Linked DNA regions of Homo sapiens: region 1 is linked to region 2. A link is an interaction called in ENCODE POLR2A ChIA-PET data of the cell type or tissue named here. Cell type or tissue: IMR-90. All regions are shown on one strand. Links, peaks and the distances in the headings refer to the core of each region. The heading gives the core; the rest is flanking DNA.

Region 1 (8,335 bases), core at 290-8,289, 51 kb before region 2:
CTTTCCCGTTCTAGAGCGTTGTCTTCACTCTAAACAGAAACCATTAAGCTGTCACTTCCCATTCTCCCCTCCCCGCCAGTCCCTAGTAACCACTAAGGTTACTGTCTACAGATTTTGCCTATTCTGGACATTTCATGTAAATAGAGTCATATAAAATGTGGCCTTTCGTTCCTTCCTTCCTTCCTTCCCTCATTCCCTCACTCCCTTCCTTCTTTCCTCTTTTCTTCTCTTTTCTCTTTTTCTTTTCTCTTTTCTTTTCTTTTCTTTTCTTTCTTTGTCTCTCTCTCTCTGTCTCTCTCTCTTTTTTTCAGTGCAGTGGCGTCAGCATAGCTCAGCGAAGCCTCGACCTCCCCAGGCTCAAGTGATCCTCCCACCTTAGCCTCCTGAGAAGCTGGGACTACAGGCATGCGTCGCCACGCCCGGCTAAGTTTCGTTTTTTTTTTTTATAGAGATGGGGTCTCGCTATGTAGCCCAGACTGGTCTCAAACTACTGGGCTCAAGCGATCCACCTGCCTCAGCCTCCCAAAGTGTTGGGATTGCAGGCATGAGCCACTGCACCTGGCTCGTGTCTTTCAGTCAGCATAATGTTTCAAGATTCATCCATGATGCAGCATTCCTTGTCTTCAGTACTGCATTCCTTTTCATGTCTGAATAGTATTCCTTTGTGTGGATAGACTGCCTTTTGTTTATCCATTCATCGGTTGATGGACATTTGGGGTTGGGTTACTTTCTGGCTATTGAGAATAGTACTTCTGTGAATATATGTATTCAAATTTTTGTTTGAACACTTGTTTTCAATCTTTTGAATATTTTCCTAGGAGTAGAATTGCCGGGTAACATGGCGATTCTGTGTTTAGCTTACTGAGAAGCTGCCAAACTATTTTCCACAGTGGCTGCATCATTGTATATTCCTGCCAGCAATGCACGAGGTTCCAGTTTCCCGATATCCTCGCCAACACCCTTCCTCCCATGCAGCTTGATTTTATTTTATTTTATTTTATTTATTTGGTTTTATTTCGAGACAGGGTCTCTCTCTGTTGCCCAGTTTGGAGTGCAATGGTGTAATCATGGCTCACTGTAGCCTCAAACTCCTGGCTCAAGCCATCCTCCTATGTCGGCCTCCTGAGTATGGGAAAACAGGTATGTATGACCACACCCAGCTGATTTTTAATTTTTATTTATTTATTTATTTGAGACAGGGTCTCACTCTGTTGCTCAGGCTGGAGTGTAGTGGTATGATCAAAACTCACTGCAGCCTCAAATTCCCAAGCTCAAGCAATCCTCCCACCTCAGCCCTCCAAGTTATTTTTTATTTTTATTTTTGTAGAGATGGGGTCTTGCTATGTTGCCCAGGTTGGTTTCAAACTCCTAGGTTCAAGCAGTCCTCCCACCTTAGCCTCCCCACTATACTTGGCCCCATGGAATTTTTTTTTTTTTTTTTTTTTTTTTTTTTTTTTTTGTGACAGAGTCTCACTCTGTCGCCTAGGCTGGAGTGCAGTGGCATGATCTTGGCTTACTGCAACCTCCCAGGTTCAAGGGATTCTCATGCCTCAGCCTCCCAAAGTAGCTGGGATTATAGGCATGTGCCACCACGCCGGGCTAATTTTTGTATTTGTAATAGAGACGGGGTTTTGTAATGTTGGCCAGCTGGTCTGGAATGCCTGACCTCGAGTGATCTGCCCACCTCGGCCTCCCAAAGTTCTGAGATTGTAGCCACGAGCCACCGCACCCAAATTTTAATTCCACAGGCCAGGTTCGGTGGCTCACACATGTAATCCGAGTACTTTGGGAGGTCAAGGCAGGCAGATCACCTAAGGTCAGGAGTTTGAGACCAGCCTGGCCAACATGGTGAAACCCCGTCTCTACTAAAAATAACAAAAATTAGCCGGACGTGTTGGTGTTCACCTGTAATCCCAGCTACTAGGGGGACTGAGGCAGGAGAATCACTTGAACATGGGAGGCAGAGGTTGCAGTGAGCCAAGATCATGCCACTGTGCTCCAGCTTGGGAGACAGAGTGAGACTCGACTCAAAAAAAAAAAAAAATTCCACAGATAGACTGTGTATTTGTTTATATACTGTGGTCCTTGGGAGGGCAAACCTTGTGTCTAATGGAAACACGTGCAGGGGACACAGACTCAGAAGACTATAGGAATTTATAAAATCACTGCTGGCTCACCAAAAACACAATAGCCAACCCTTCGGGCCAGTAGGCTACCAGATTAAAGACTCTGATTCATCTTATTTTGTTAAAATTTATATATAGACAGACAAATACAGAATCTTTTATTGGGTATGTTAATGTGTTCATATATCTATTTTTTTTTTTTGAGACGAAGTCTCACTCTGTTGCCCAGGCTGGAGGGCAGTGGCACGATCTCTGCTCACTGCAACCTCCACCTCCCAGTTCAAGTGATTCTCCTGCCTCAGCCTCCCGAGTAGCTGAGACCACAGGCACGCGCCACCATGCCCGGCTAATTTTTGTATTTTTAGTAGAGACAGTGTTTCACTATGTTGGCCATGCTGGTCTCAAACTCCTGACCTTGTGATCTGCCCGCCTCAGCCTCCTAAAGTGCTGGGATTACAGGCGTGAGCCACTGCTCCTGGCCTTTTTTTTTTTTTTTTTGTGAGATAAGGTCTCACTTTGTTACCCAGGCTAGAGTGCAGTGGCTCAATCTCAGCTCACTGCCCACCTCCCAGGCTCAAGCGATCCTCCCACCTCAGCCTCCTGAGTAGCTGGTACCACAAGCACACACCACCACACCTGGGGTAATCTTTTTTTTTTTTTTTTTTTTTTTGTAAAGATGGGTTTCACCATGTTTCCCAGGCTGATCTTGAACTCCTGGATTCAAGCTATTTGCCCACCTCGAACTCCTAAAGTACTAGGATTACAGGCTCGAGCCACTGCACCTGGCCCATATACCCAATTTTATTTTAGACTACTCCAGGCAAACTTAGTCCTGCAAACTTTACCTGTGCTGTAAATATTTCAGGCTTGCAAGTCATGCAGTCTCTGTCCCAACTACTCAACTCTGCCTTGTAGTGACAAAGAAGCCACAGATCATACGTAAATGAATGCAAATACTCTAGGGTGAGAGGACAGAGGCCCCTGGGGTGCACACTCTAAGGAGACACTCATCTCAGGTCCTGAAAGTGCAGGGGTGATGCTGAGAGTGAGCGAGTGGTTCAGCCTCTCCCTAGTCCTGGCCCTGTGAATAGCTATGTTCCAATAAAACTTTATTTATAAAAGACTTTATTTATTTTTTTAAAACTTTATTTATAAAAGGTGGCAGGCTAGTTTGGCCTGTGGGCTGTGGTTTGCCACCCCTGGTAAAGCTTTTTCTCATCTGACTCCTGGTTTTCCAGCTCAACCCACATAAGTCTCCCAACCCCTCCCTACAAGTAACAGATATTAACCCATAGGCGTTCTCTATGCTTTCCTGTGTCTGCATAAAGTCCTCTACATATAGATATTTTTTGTTTCATAAAAATGGGAGACAATGTACACATTTTTTGTATCATGCTTTTCACACTTCACAATAATTTGCGGAAACTTTGCCAGTCAGAGGCATTGATTTCTTTTTTTTTTTTTTTTTTTTTTTTTTGAGACAGTCTCTTGCTCAGTTGCCAGGCTAGAGTGCAGTGGCGTGATCTCAGCTCACTGCAACCTCCGCCTCCTGGGTTCAAGCAATTCTCCTGCCTCAGCCTCCTGAGTAGCTGAGACTACAGGCATGCACCACCACGCCCAGCTAATTTTTTTGTATTTTTAGTAGAGACGGGGTTTCACCATGTTGGCCAGGATGGTCTCGATCTCTTGACCTCATGATCCACCTGTCTTGGCCTCCCAAAGTGCTGGGATTACAGGCGGGAGCCACCACGCCCGGCCGGCATTGATTCCTTTTATATAGCTATATGATATTCCATAGGGTGGAAGTAGCATTATTCGTTATGCCTTTTCTTTTTGATGGGCGTTCACTTTGTGGTCAGTTTTCTGCCACATGCACACACACAAAAACAGTGCTCCAATACACATTCTTGTCCTTAAGTGTTGGTGTTTTTATTTCTTTGGATAGATTCTCAAGAGTGGGATTAGAAGATCAAAGGGTATGTTTAGTTTCCATTTTAACAGATGTTGCCAAATTGCTTTCCCAAATGACTACAAAACTTCATATCTGAGCATGCCCTTTTCTCCATATTCCTGCCAGCATTTGAGATTTTTTTTCTCGTTTTAGCTTGATGAATCAGTTTATTCTGAGGAATGTAGAGAGATGTCTCATTGCTGCTTTCATTCGCAAGTGTCTGACCCCTGTAAGTTTGAGGGTCTCTTCATACTGTTGGTTACCCATTTGGTTTTGCTCCTCCGCAAATGGTCTATTTATAGTCTAAGTCCATTTCTGTATTGGTTGATTCTCTTTTTCAGAACAATTTGTAAAAGCTCTTTATATAGTGTCCATTTGACTTTTGGCTTTCATCTACAAAGTGATTAAGAGGTTTGGTGCTGGGGCAGGCTGCCAAAGGTTACATCTTGACTGAGCCCTGACTGGCCACATGACCTCAGCAAATTATTTACCTTCATTATTTAACCTCTGTACTCAACTATAAAATAGTGATCATCATCATCATCATCACGGTAATTCCTCCTTCATAGTGCTGTTAGAGATGATGAGTTAATGTGTGTCAGGTACGTAGAATTCAGCCTGGCACACACTAAGTTCATCAATAGAAGTTGGTGACTATTATTTGTATTACAAATATTTTTTCAGCTCCATCATTTGAATTGGTTTTATTTCTGGTATCCCTTGTCACACAAAATGTTTCAGTGTTTATACGGTCAAATATATCCGTCTTTTTTTCCCCTAGCTTCTGAGTTCCCAGGCTTGGTAAGAAGGTCTCCTTGGGCCGGGCGCGGTGGCTCACGCCTGTAATCCCAGCACTTTGGGAGGCCGAGGCGGGCGGATCACGAGGTCAGGAGATCGAGACCATCCCGGCTAAAACGGTGAAACCCCGTCTCTACTAAAAATACAAAAAATTAGCCGGGCGTAGTGGCGGGCGCCTGTAGTCCCAGCTACTTGGGAGGCTGAGGCAGGAGAATGGCGTGAACCCGGGAGGCGGAGCTTGCAGTGAGCCGAGATCCCGCCACTGCACTCCAGCCTGGGCGACAGAGCGAGACTCCGTCTCAAAAAAAAAAAAAAAAGAAAAAAAAAAAGAAGGTCTCCTTGTTTCCTTCATGACTAATTTCCTCACTCTTAAAATGAGAAACATAGGACCTACTATTTTCCTCACTGAAGTACCCTGTCCTCTCAGCTCCTTGATCTCCCCTCCCCTCCCCTCCTTTCCTTAGCAGGGTTTCTCTCTGTTGTCGAGGCCAGAGTGCAGTGGCACGATCTCAGCTCACTGCAGCCTCAACCTCCCACACTCAAGCAACTTTCCTGCCTCAGCCTCCCAAGTAGCTGAGACCACAGGTGCGCACCACCACGCCTGGCTAATTTTTGTATTTTTTTTTTTTTTTTTTTGTAGAGACAGGGTTTCGCCATGTTGTCCAGGCTGGTTTCAAATTCCTGCCCTCAAACAATCCACCTGCCTCGGCCTCCCAAAGTGCTGGGATTACAGGCGTGAGCCACCGCGCCCAACCCTCCTTGATCTATTTCATCCCTAAAAGAAAAAAAATAAACTATTTTTCTCTACACTCACAACACTCCTGACACCCACTGGGGTTTCCACACCAAGCAGCACTCCAGTTCTCTTTGGACACTGACTGGGTGTCCTACAGTTCAAATCTGACACTGTTCAGCCTGGAGTTAGCATCAGATCCCACAAGCTAAAGGGCCCAGTTCACAAGACGGCTTCCATCCACTCCAGACCCCAATCACAAGTCCCAGCTTCCCACAGGTACTTTTTTTTTTCCTTTCCAACTTTTATTTTAGATTCAGAGGGTACATGTGCAGGTTTGTTCCATGGGTGAATCGCGTGTTGCTGATGTTTGGTGTACAGATTGTTTTGTCACAGGGGTAATGAGCACAGTATCTCATAGGTAGTTTTCCAATCTTCTCCCTCTGCCTCCGCTCCACCCTCCAATAGGCCCTGGTGTCTGTGTTTTTCTTTGTGTCCACGCGAACTCAAGGTTTAGCTCCCACTTATAAGTGAGAGCAGGTGGTGTTTGTTTTTCTGTTCCTGTGTTAGTTCACTTAGGATAATGGCCTCCAGCTCCATCCACATTGCTGCAAAGGACATGTTTTATTCAGTCTTTTTTTTTTTTTTTTTTTTTGAGATGGGGTCTCTTGTTACCCAGGCAGGAGTGCAATAGCTCAATCACAGCTCACTTCAGCCTCGACCTCCCTGGGCTGAAGCAATCCTCCCACCTCAGCTTTCCGAGTAGCTGGGACTACTGCGTGCACCACCATGCTTGACTAATTTTTTGTTTTTCATTTTTTTTTTTGTAGAGACGGGGGGTCTCACTATTTTTGCCCAAGCTGGTCTAGAACTCCTGGGCTCAAGTAATCCTTCCACCTCAGCTTTCCGAAGTGCTAAGATTACAAGCGTGAGCCACCATGTCTGGCCGATTGTGTTTTTTATGGCTGTGTAGTATTCCATGGTGTATATGTACCAGACTTTGTTTACCCAATACACCTGTACTTCCAACTGACCGGATATAAATCAAAAGTTCCCACAGTCCAATCCTCAGGTTCAGTAATTTGCTAGAATAGCTCACAAAACTCGGGAAAACACTTTACTTATATTTATTGGTTTGTCATAAAGAATGCAACTAAGAAACAGCTACGTGGAAAGAGATGCATGGAGGATATAGTATGGGGCGGGAGTGTGCAGAGCTTCCATGCGCCCTCCGATGTGTCCCTCTAGCACTTCATTGAGTTCACCAACTCAGAAGCTCTCTGAACTCTGTCCTCTAGGGACTTTGTGGAGACTTCATTATGGAGGTGTGACTGATTAAATCACTGGCCACTGGGCCCAGTGGCTCACGCCTGTAATCCCAGCACTTTGGGAGGTTGAGACAGATGGATCGCTTGAGCCCAGGAGTTCAAGACCAGCCTGGGCAACATGGTGAAACTGTGTCTCTACAAAAAATACAAAAATTAGCTGGTGGTGTGCAGCTATAGTCCTAGCTACATGGGAGGCTGAGGTGGGAGGATCGCTTCAACCTGGAGAAGTTGAGGCTGCAGTGACCCGTGATCATGCCACTGCACTCCAGCCTGGGTGACAGAGCAACACCTTGCCTCAAAATAAAACAAAACCATTGGCCATTGATGATTAAGTCAATCTCCAGCCCCTCTCCCCTCCCAGAGGTCAAGGGGTGGAGCTGATAGCTCCAATCCTGTGGCCATGCCTTGGTCTTTGCAGGGAGCAGCCCCTGTGCTAAAGCTGTCTGGGGACTCCAGCTACCAGTCATCTCATCAGCATATTAAAAGACAATCACCACACTCTGGGGATTTCAAGGGTCTTAAAAGCTCTTGTGTCAGGAACCAGAGACTAAGAATAAAAATAATCGCAAAGGATGTTCACCTATCCTCAGGAAATTGCAAGGGTTTTAGAGGCTCTGTGTTAGAAACCAAGGGCAGAGATCAAATATACATTTCTCCTGTCGCACTCCCCTTCTCCCTCACCCCAGTGAGATGACACCTTTAGAGCGCTTTCGCTTCCCCTCTCTTCCATTTCCCCTGCCCCCTGTTCCCTGAGAGACTCATGAAACACATCTATTCCCCACCCCACTTTCTGAGGTTTGGCTGAGATAATCTAGCATTTCTTATAATTTCCCTTATGGGATATCCGTTTGGTTTCAATAATCCTCTTTTCTAAGGGTCCTTCTCTATTACACAAATCCCCAGTCTATCCTGTTCCATTTTGAGTTAAAATGTCATCTGCCTATGTTCTTTTTTTTTTTTTTTTTTTTTTTTGAGATGGAGTCTCACTCTGTCACCCAGGCTGGAGTGCAGTGGCATGATCTTGGCTCATTGCAATCTCTGCCTCCCAGGTTCAAGAAATTCTCCTGCCTCAGCCTCCCAAGTAGCTGGGATTACACGTGTGCACCACCACACCCAACTAATTTTTGTATTTTTGGTAGAGACAGGTTTCGCCATGTTGGCCAGGCTGGTCTCAAACTCCTGACCTCAAGTGATTTGCCTGCCTCAGCCTCCCAAAGTGCTGGGATTACGGGTGTGAGCCACCGCGCCCAGCCCTGCCTATGTTTTGAACATGGTTTTCGCTCTCTTTCTTTTTCCCTTTGTTAAGTCTTCTTTTCAGGGCTATTTGCAGCTTGATCAGGTCTTTTCCAAGTAGTGCCATCAGATGGAGGGTGCGCCAGGGTTGTCTCTGAATTTTCTT
Region 2 (8,335 bases), core at 31-8,030:
TAAAGGATAAGTTTAGGCAAGCTGACTGTCATTCGAAAATCAGTGAAACATGAAGGACATCCCTTTGGAAGGCTGGGTGCTTGTATGCCAACTGAGTACTCAACGTTGCAGAATTAATTCACCGTCATCTGCTTGGCTGACATAATTAACAAAACAACAACAATAGCAATAATAATTTTTGGTGCCAAACAGTGAGGTTTTCCAGAAACACTAAGAATTAGCATGAAAAATTAACAGGCATATGACATAAACAGTAGCAGGCATATGATTTCTTTTGGAAATGCTGAGAAGACAGTAGTTGCCTGTTTGATGAGGACAGACTGGTTGAATTTGACCACTTTTCCTATGCTACCTTTCTGTACAAACATGGAGTGCTTTTCCATATCAGAACTCTGCCATTCATCTCCAGTTAGGAAAAAAAAAAAAGCCTGCTGGAGAGTGTAATATTTCATAAGATGTTTGAAAACTTGAGCCCAGTTTCAGTGGCATGTTAAAATAAGTTGGGTTTTTTGTTTGTTTATATTAGATTTTGATATGCTTCTGTGCTCAAGTGATTTAAGTATGTGATTTCTTTTTTTTGCAAACTTTGAATTAATGAGAAAAGGATTCATGAGGCTAGTTGTAAGCTGTAGCAAATCGGGTGTACTTTGTGCTACAAATTTGTTTTTCTGTGTCGCTCTGCATGAAGAGGGGTACCTTAGGATAGAGCATGGGGTTAGTACCCCATAAGCTGTCTGTTCTAGACAGCCCAGGAAACTGGTCAGTAAGAAAGTTGGTTGCAGGTCCCTGAAACAAACAAAAAACTGGATGAGGTCTCTAACTTGTTTTATGTCCTTGGGACCTTAGGATGTGATTTTTTTTTTTTGAGACAGAGTCTCACTCTGTCACCCAGGCTGGAGAACGGTGGAACAATCTCAGCTCACTGCAACCTCCGCCTCCCAGGTTCAAGCAATTCTTCTGCCTCAGCCTCCTGAGTATCTGGGACTACAGGCGTGCGCCACCACGCCCAGCTAATTTTTTGTATTTTTAGTAAAGACGAGGTTTCACTGTGTTGGCCAGGCTGGTCTCGAACTCCTGACCTTGTGATCCACCCGCCTCGGTCTCCCAAAGTGCTGTGATTACAGGCGTGAGCCACTGCGCCTGGCCGTGATTTTTTTTTTTTAATGAACTTTATTTTTTAGGGCAGTTTTAGATTCACAGCAAAATTGAGCAGAAAGTACGGACGGTCCTGTGCACTCTGTCTCCACACACGCAAAACCTCCCCCACTAAGTATGTGATATTTTTAAAGCCCCCATTTTTGTAAAATTAAACTTAGAGTGACAGGACCTAAGAGGACATGGAACCCTGCCTTGTAGCGGGACACCATTGCACACATTGTTTCTCTGCTTGTCAGTGCGATTGGGTGTCATCCTATAGAATGTTTTCTCCCTTTAATATTTTGGTCTTATGAATTCTTCCATGCAGGAGACTTCTAAACTATGTTGCTTCTACTTTGAGTTATATAATGTAAATTTCTTCCTTTTTTTTTTTTTTTCTTTTGAGATGGAGTTTCACTCTATCGCCCAGGCTGGAGTGCAGTGGCTCACTGCAACCTCTGCCTCCTGGGTTCCAGTCATTCTCCTGCCTCAGCCTCCCAAGTAGCTGAGACTACAGGTGCCCGCCACCGTGCCTGGCTAATTTTTGTATTTTTTAATAGAGATGGATTTCACCATTTTGGCCAGGCTGGTCTTGAACTCCTGACTTCAAGTGATCCTCCCGCCTTGGCATCCCAAAGTGCTGGGCTTACAGGTGTGAACCATCACTGCCGGCCATAAGATGTCAATTTATTTCTTTAGCTGCAAACGCAGGTTCAATAATAGGAGCTTATAGAGTCTTCAAGTAAACTAGAGTTAGGATGACCTAATATTAGGTTCCCATAGAACTACAAGTACTTGATGATGATCCAGGTGAGATGAAGACAATGATGAAGATGATGGTGGCACCTACATTATAGAGAGCTTCCCATGTGCTGGAACCCATACTCAGTGCTTTTTTTTTTTTGAGACAAAGTCTCGCTCTCGCCTCACTGCAAGCCCCGCCTCCTGGGTTCACGCCATGCTGCCTCAGCCTCCCGAGTAGCTGGGACTACAGGCACCCGCCACCACGCCTAGCTAATTTTTTGTATTTTTAGTAGAGATGGGGTTTCACCATGTTAGCCAGGAGCTCAGTGCTTTTATAGTTGCTTGTTTCACTCTGACTGTAGCCCATGTGGAAGGTATTATTATTGATTCTGATTTCAAATGAGGAAAGTGAAGCTCAGAGAGGATAAAATATTCAGGGCCACCCAGCTCATAAGAGCAGAGCATGGCCGGGCGCGGTGGCTCACGCCTGTAATCCCAACACTTTGGGAGGCCGAGACGGGAGGATCACAAGGTCAGGAGATCCAGACCATCTTGGCCAATATGGTGAAACCCCGTCTCTACTAAAGTATACAAAAATTAGCTGGGCGTGGTGGCGGGCGCCTGTAATCCCAGCCACTTGGGAGGCTGAGGCAGGAGAATCGCTTGAACCAGGGAGTTGGAGGTTGCAGTGAACCAAGATTGTGCCACTGCACTGCAGCCTGGGTGACAGAGCGAGACTCCACCAAACAAACAAACAAACAAACAAAAAAACCCGGGCACAGTGGCTCACGCCTGTAATCCCAGCACTTTGGGAGGCTGAGGTGGGCGGATCACGAGGTCAGGAGTTTGATACCAGCCTGGTCAACATGGTGAAATCAGATCTCTACTAAAAATACAAAATTTAGCTGGGTGTGGTGGCGCGTGCCTGTAATCCCAGCTACTCAGTAGCGGAGGCAGGAGAACTGCTTGAACTGGGACCCAGGAGGCGGAGGTTGCGGTGAGCTGAGATGACGCCATTGCACTACAGCCTGGGCAACAAGAGTGAAACTCTGTTTAGAAAAAAAAAAAAAAAAAACAGAGGCCAGGCGCCGTGGCTCACGCCTGTAATCCAAGCACTTTGGGAGGCTGAGGCGGGCGGATCACGAGGTCAGGAGATCGAGACCATCCTGGCTAACACGGTGAAACCCTGTCTCTACTAAAAATACAAAAACAAAAAATTAGCCAGGCGTCGTGGCGGGCACCTGTAGTCCCAGCTACTTGGGAGGCTGAGGCAGGGGAATGGCATGAACCAGGGAGGCGGAGCTTGCAGTGAGCCTAGATCGTGCCAATGCACTCCAGCCTGGGTGACAGAGTGAGATCCTGTCTCAAAACTAAAAGAAAAAAAACAGCTGAGCTTGGATTTGAATCTGGCAGTGACTTCAAAGCCTGTGTCCCTAACCATCATGCTCACTGCCTCTTACTATGTTATTGCCTTGTCTGTAAGGTTGAAGATCTTGCTCAGGGCATGGTGGGGATGGAGGTCATGCTGTTCAGGCTTTAGTGAAATAATTGGTATTTGTTTCTTGTTCTTGCTGCCTGTGAATACCATGCTTCCTTCTTGGATGTATGTGGACACTTGTCAACAACATTCATAAAGTAATCCTAAGGGCCTTTATTAACTAAGAGTCAGAGAAGTCAGCAGTATTTATTTCTAGAAGCTGAAATTTGCAAGGGACTCTCCCTTTCTAAGTTTCACAATTTCATAATATTTTGTGTGTGTGTTTTTTTTTAAACAATAGTCATGGATAAAATTAGAAAAAAACAACCACAGGCCAGGCCTGGTGACTCACCCTTGTAATCCCAGCACTTCGGGAGGCCGAGGCAGGCAGATCATGAGGTCAGGAGTTCAGGACCAGCCTGGCCAATATGGTGAAACCTAGTCTCTACTAAAAATACAAAAATTAGCCGGGTGTGGTGGCAGGCACCTGTAGTCCCAGCTACTCAGGAGGCTGAGGCAGGTAGAATCGCTTGAACCCGGGAGGCGGAGGTTGCCGTGAGCCAAGATCACACCACTGCACTCCAGCCTGGGCAACAGAGTGAGAATCCATGTCAAAAAATAATAATAATATTAAAATAAAAATAAATAAAAGAACAACCACACATGTTAAGTTTGCAAAAGAACCTGGAGCCTGGATGTATGTTCTGGCTCTCTCATTAACTAGCTGTGAAACCCCTTAACCCCTCACCCGCTCATGAGGAATTAGATGATCTTCGAACTTCCTCCCAGCTCTCACACTACATGATTCTAAACCAAAGTCCGCGGCTACTCGGGCAGATTCTAAAGGGCAGCCTCGCTGGATTCTGGTGCCTCCGATGGAATTTCCGGTCTTCCCACTGCACAGTGAGCATGTTTTGTCTTGCTTGTTTCCTTCTTTCATGCATTTATTATTTTTTTCTTACAAGTGTATGAGTTGTACAGAAACTTGTTTAATGAATCATTTCAAGAGTGAAGGCAGTGATCCCTCCGCATTTCGTAGAAACTCCACTTAAAATTTATCACTCACCCAGTTGAATCTCCATGCCTGGTTATCTTATGACAACTTGAATGTGTACCACTAAACTGGATTGAATTATTGTAAAAATTAATAGTGACACGACTGCATTGTACTGAGAGATTTGCATATGTGATCTCCTTTAATCTTCACAAAAACCCTGTGACAGATGTATTATTATTGTCATTATCATCTCCATTTTACAGATTGAGAAACCGAGGCATCAGGAGGTTAAGTAACTATTTCGTGTCTTTGAACTAACCTGGGATTTTTGGTTTTATTTATTATTTAAATAGAGATAGGGTCTCACTGCATTGCCCAGGCTGGTCTCGAACCGTAGGCCCAGGTGATCTTCCAGCCTCGGCCTCCCAAAGTGCTGGCATTACAGGTGTGAGCCACCATGCCAGGCCATCGGATTTCTGTTTTAATTATCTATTGCTGCATTAAAAATTGCCACAAAACATAGCGGCTTAACACAACCTCCATTGTGTCATCTCTCATGGTTCTCTGTGTTGGCTGGCCTCAGCTGGGTGCTTCTCATTTGGGGATTCTCAGATGGCAGCCGGGCTAGAGTCATACGGATGCTTAAGAAGGACACTGGGACACTCAGGCTTCTCTCTGTCTCCACAGAACCTTGATGCCTCTCTACATGGCGTCCCTGTGGCCTCTCTGTGTGGCCCCTCTATGTGGCATCTACACACAGCCTCTTCACATCTTCTTTCCACGACATAGTCTGGACTTTGTACATGGACATACTTAGGGCTTCTGAAGGCACACAGGCAGACCTTCTCCATCCCTGGGCTTGGAAACCCCAGAACATCACCTCCACCACATTCAATCAGGCAAAACAAATCACAGAGCCAGTCCATATTCCACTGGGAGGTGCCACCTAAGGGTGGGAGTGCCAGGAGGTACAGCACATTGGGGCTATTCAGACTCACCACTACAGAATATAGATGACACTGAGTCAGGACCCTTGGCTAGCAGGAAATAAGGGGCCCCTGGGCCCCCAACGAAGGAGATGTAGTTGTAGAAGCTGGGAAGTAAGGGGGTAGAGAGGAAGCTGATCATACTGACTAGCAGAGACACATAGATACACACACACATTTCTTTTGAAAAAGGAGAAGAGCACTTCATGGTTTTGAAAAGTTTGGGTTTATTGTAAAAAACCTAAGGGCAAACCAGAATAACCAAATAATCTTGAAAAAGAAGAACTAAGTTGGAGAACTCTCCCTTTACTGTAAAGCTACAGTAGTCCAGTGTGATTCTGGCATAAGGATAGATATTACAGCTCAAGAGAGCAGGACTGAGAGTCCAGAAATAAACCCTTATATTCATGATCAGCTGATTTTCAACAAGGGTGCCAAGACAATGGGGGAAAGAAGAGTCTTTGTAATAAATGATGTTGGGACAACTAGGTCACCACAAGCAAAAGAACTGGACCCCTTTGCTACACGGTACACAGAAATTAACTCAACTTGGGTTACGACCTAAATGTAAGAGCTAAATCTAAAAAACTCTTAGAAGGAAATGTAAGAGGCCAGGCATGGTGGCTCACACCTGTAATCCCAGCACTTTGGGAGGCCAAGGTGGGTGGATCCGTTGAACTCAGGAGTTCAAGACCAGCCTGGGCAACACAGCAAGACCTGGTCTCTACAAAAAATACCAAAATTAGCTGGGCATGGTGGCACATGCCTGTGGTCCCAGCTACTTGGGAGGCTGAGGGAGGCAGATTGCTGGAGTCCAGGGGTTCAAGGTTACAATGAGCTGAGATCATGCCACTGCACCCCAGCCTGGGTGACAGAGCAACACCCTGTCTCAACAACAAAAAGAAAAACAAGATAGAGAGGAATCTGAAAGTCTATTCATGAATCTTCTGTCACGCTAAGGGTTAGAACAGACAACAGACCCTTCCCTCCTCGGCTGACCTCATGGCTTCACGTCTTACCGAGTGGTCGCAGCCCCAGCCTGGACTTTTCGTTCCTGCCCTATTGGTCTTCCTGCATTTCCCAAACACTTGGCTCTTTTTCACCTTTCTACATCTGCCTGGAATACCCTTCCCCACTGTGTCCCTGGTGGCTTCCTGTCCATCCTTCAGAGCCGAGTTTGCAAGCTACTTCCTCTGAGACGACTAAGACAGGAGTAAGGGCCCTGGATTCTCCTGCAGGACCCTGTGTGAAAGTGCCAAACACAGGGTCCCACAGGATAATTGTATTATTTTATTTTATTTTTGAGACAGAGTCTTGCTTGGTCGCCCAGGCTGGAGTGCAGTGGTGTGATCTCAGCTCACTACAACCTCTGCCTCCCAGGCTCAAGCGATTCTCCTGCCTCAGCCCCCTGAGTAGCTGGGATTATAGGCACACACCACCACACCCAGCTAATTTTCGTATTTTTAGTAGAGACGGGGTTTCACCATGTTGGCCAGGCTGGTCTTGAACTCCTGACCTCAAGTGATCTGCCCACCTCGGCCTCCCAAACAGCTGGGATTACAGATGTGAGCCACCACCCCTGGCCATATTTTATAATTTTTTATTTTCTAATTTTATTTTTTCCCTTGGTTTCTACAATGGGCCCCGTGGCTATGTTTTTCATTTATGTTTCTACTGTGTCCAGTATAGAGCTAGTGCTTCATTAATGTACCTTGAAATAGGAAATGAATGAATGAATCCTTATAAGGAATAAAATATTTACCCCCCTCCCTCTATGTCATTTTATAGTCCAATACACAGAAACCCGAATACAGATTTGGCTCATATGTGAGCCCATCTGTTTCATCTGTTTATTCTATTCCATCTCTCTCTAATATATAAATAATTATATATTTATATTATATAATGTACATATATAAATATGACATATAATATGGTAAATATGACGATAAACAACATGTCATATGTAAAAATTATATAGCAGAAATATATATAATAAATAAATAAATGTGTGTAAACTTACAGCCTCTGCTTCGTGGATGAGCTCAGAAGGGCCCTGTGCTACCATCTTCAAAATTCTTAATACTTTTTATTATTTAAAAAAAATTTTGGCCTGGCGCAGTGGCTCTCACCTGTAATCCCAGCACTTTGTGAGGCTGAGGTGGGTGGATCACGAGGTTAGGAGTTCAAGACCAGCCTGGCCAATATGGTGAAAACTTGTGTCTACTAAAAATATAAAAATATTAGCCTGCTGCGGTGGCATGCGCCTGTTGTCCCAGTTACTCAAGAGGCTGAGGCAGGAGAATCGCCTGAACCAGGGAGGGGGAGGTTGCAGTGGGCCAAGATGCGCCCCACTGCACTCCAGCCTGGACAACAGAGCGAGACTGTCTGAAAAAAAAATTTTTTTTAATTTAGTGGCATGATCGTAGCTCACTGAAGCCTCTACTTCTTGGTCTCAAGGGATCCTGTCACCTCAGCCTCTCAAGTAGCTAGGACTACAGTCACGCACCACCACACCTGGCTAATTTTTAAAATTTTTGTAGAGATGGAGTCTCACCATGTTGGCCAGAGTGGTGTCAAACTCTTGGCCTCAAGTGATCCTCCCGCCTCGACCTCCCAAAGCTCTGGAATTACAGGCATGAGCCACCTCGCTCAGCCATTAACACCTTTTGAACAAGGGACCCCACATTTTCATTTTTCACTGGGGCCTGCAAAGTAGGTCGCTGATCTTGAAGCCATTTATGCACTCGTTGTGATGATGGAGTCTTTCTTGAATCGTATCAGAAACCTCTGTGAATCAGAAGGCCTGGGAAGCCAACAGGTAGAGACCACGCCTCACAGTGCAGCCAAGTCTCCACCTTGAGAACAACTGGCTCAAGCCCTTGTGCCTCAGAGTTCTAATCCCCTCCAAGGAGCTGCTGCACTTTAGTAACCTTCAGATGCCATGTTAAACATTTTGGTTTTAATAAAGGGTAAGGAAATCCATTCCGAGAA

Evidence for each region. ChIA-PET counts read pairs that join two places held together with the same protein. Peaks named below come from ENCODE experiments on the same cell type or tissue, not always from the same donor. Only the 100,000 strongest peaks of a DNase experiment are listed, where the experiment ranks them.
Region 1: POLR2A ChIA-PET joins it to region 2 with 23 read pairs; 11 of 35 experiments call an interaction of 5 or more read pairs at or near these places.

What each region holds. Positions count from the first base shown.
Region 1 is chr12:122,665,336-122,673,670 of GRCh38, forward strand. No RefSeq gene overlaps it. Among named protein-coding and RNA genes, the nearest start is that of MIR9902-1, 26 kb to the right of the region's middle. In IMR-90, for the core only: no CTCF peak of the experiment used is centred there; a DNase peak (open chromatin) is centred at 4,246.
Region 2 is chr12:122,717,007-122,725,341 of GRCh38, forward strand. No RefSeq gene overlaps it. Among named protein-coding and RNA genes, the nearest start is that of HCAR3, 4.4 kb to the left of the region's middle. RefSeq lists a silencer at 4,435-4,484. In IMR-90, for the core only: no CTCF peak of the experiment used is centred there; a DNase peak (open chromatin) is centred at 3,675; H3K27me3 peaks cover 101 bases.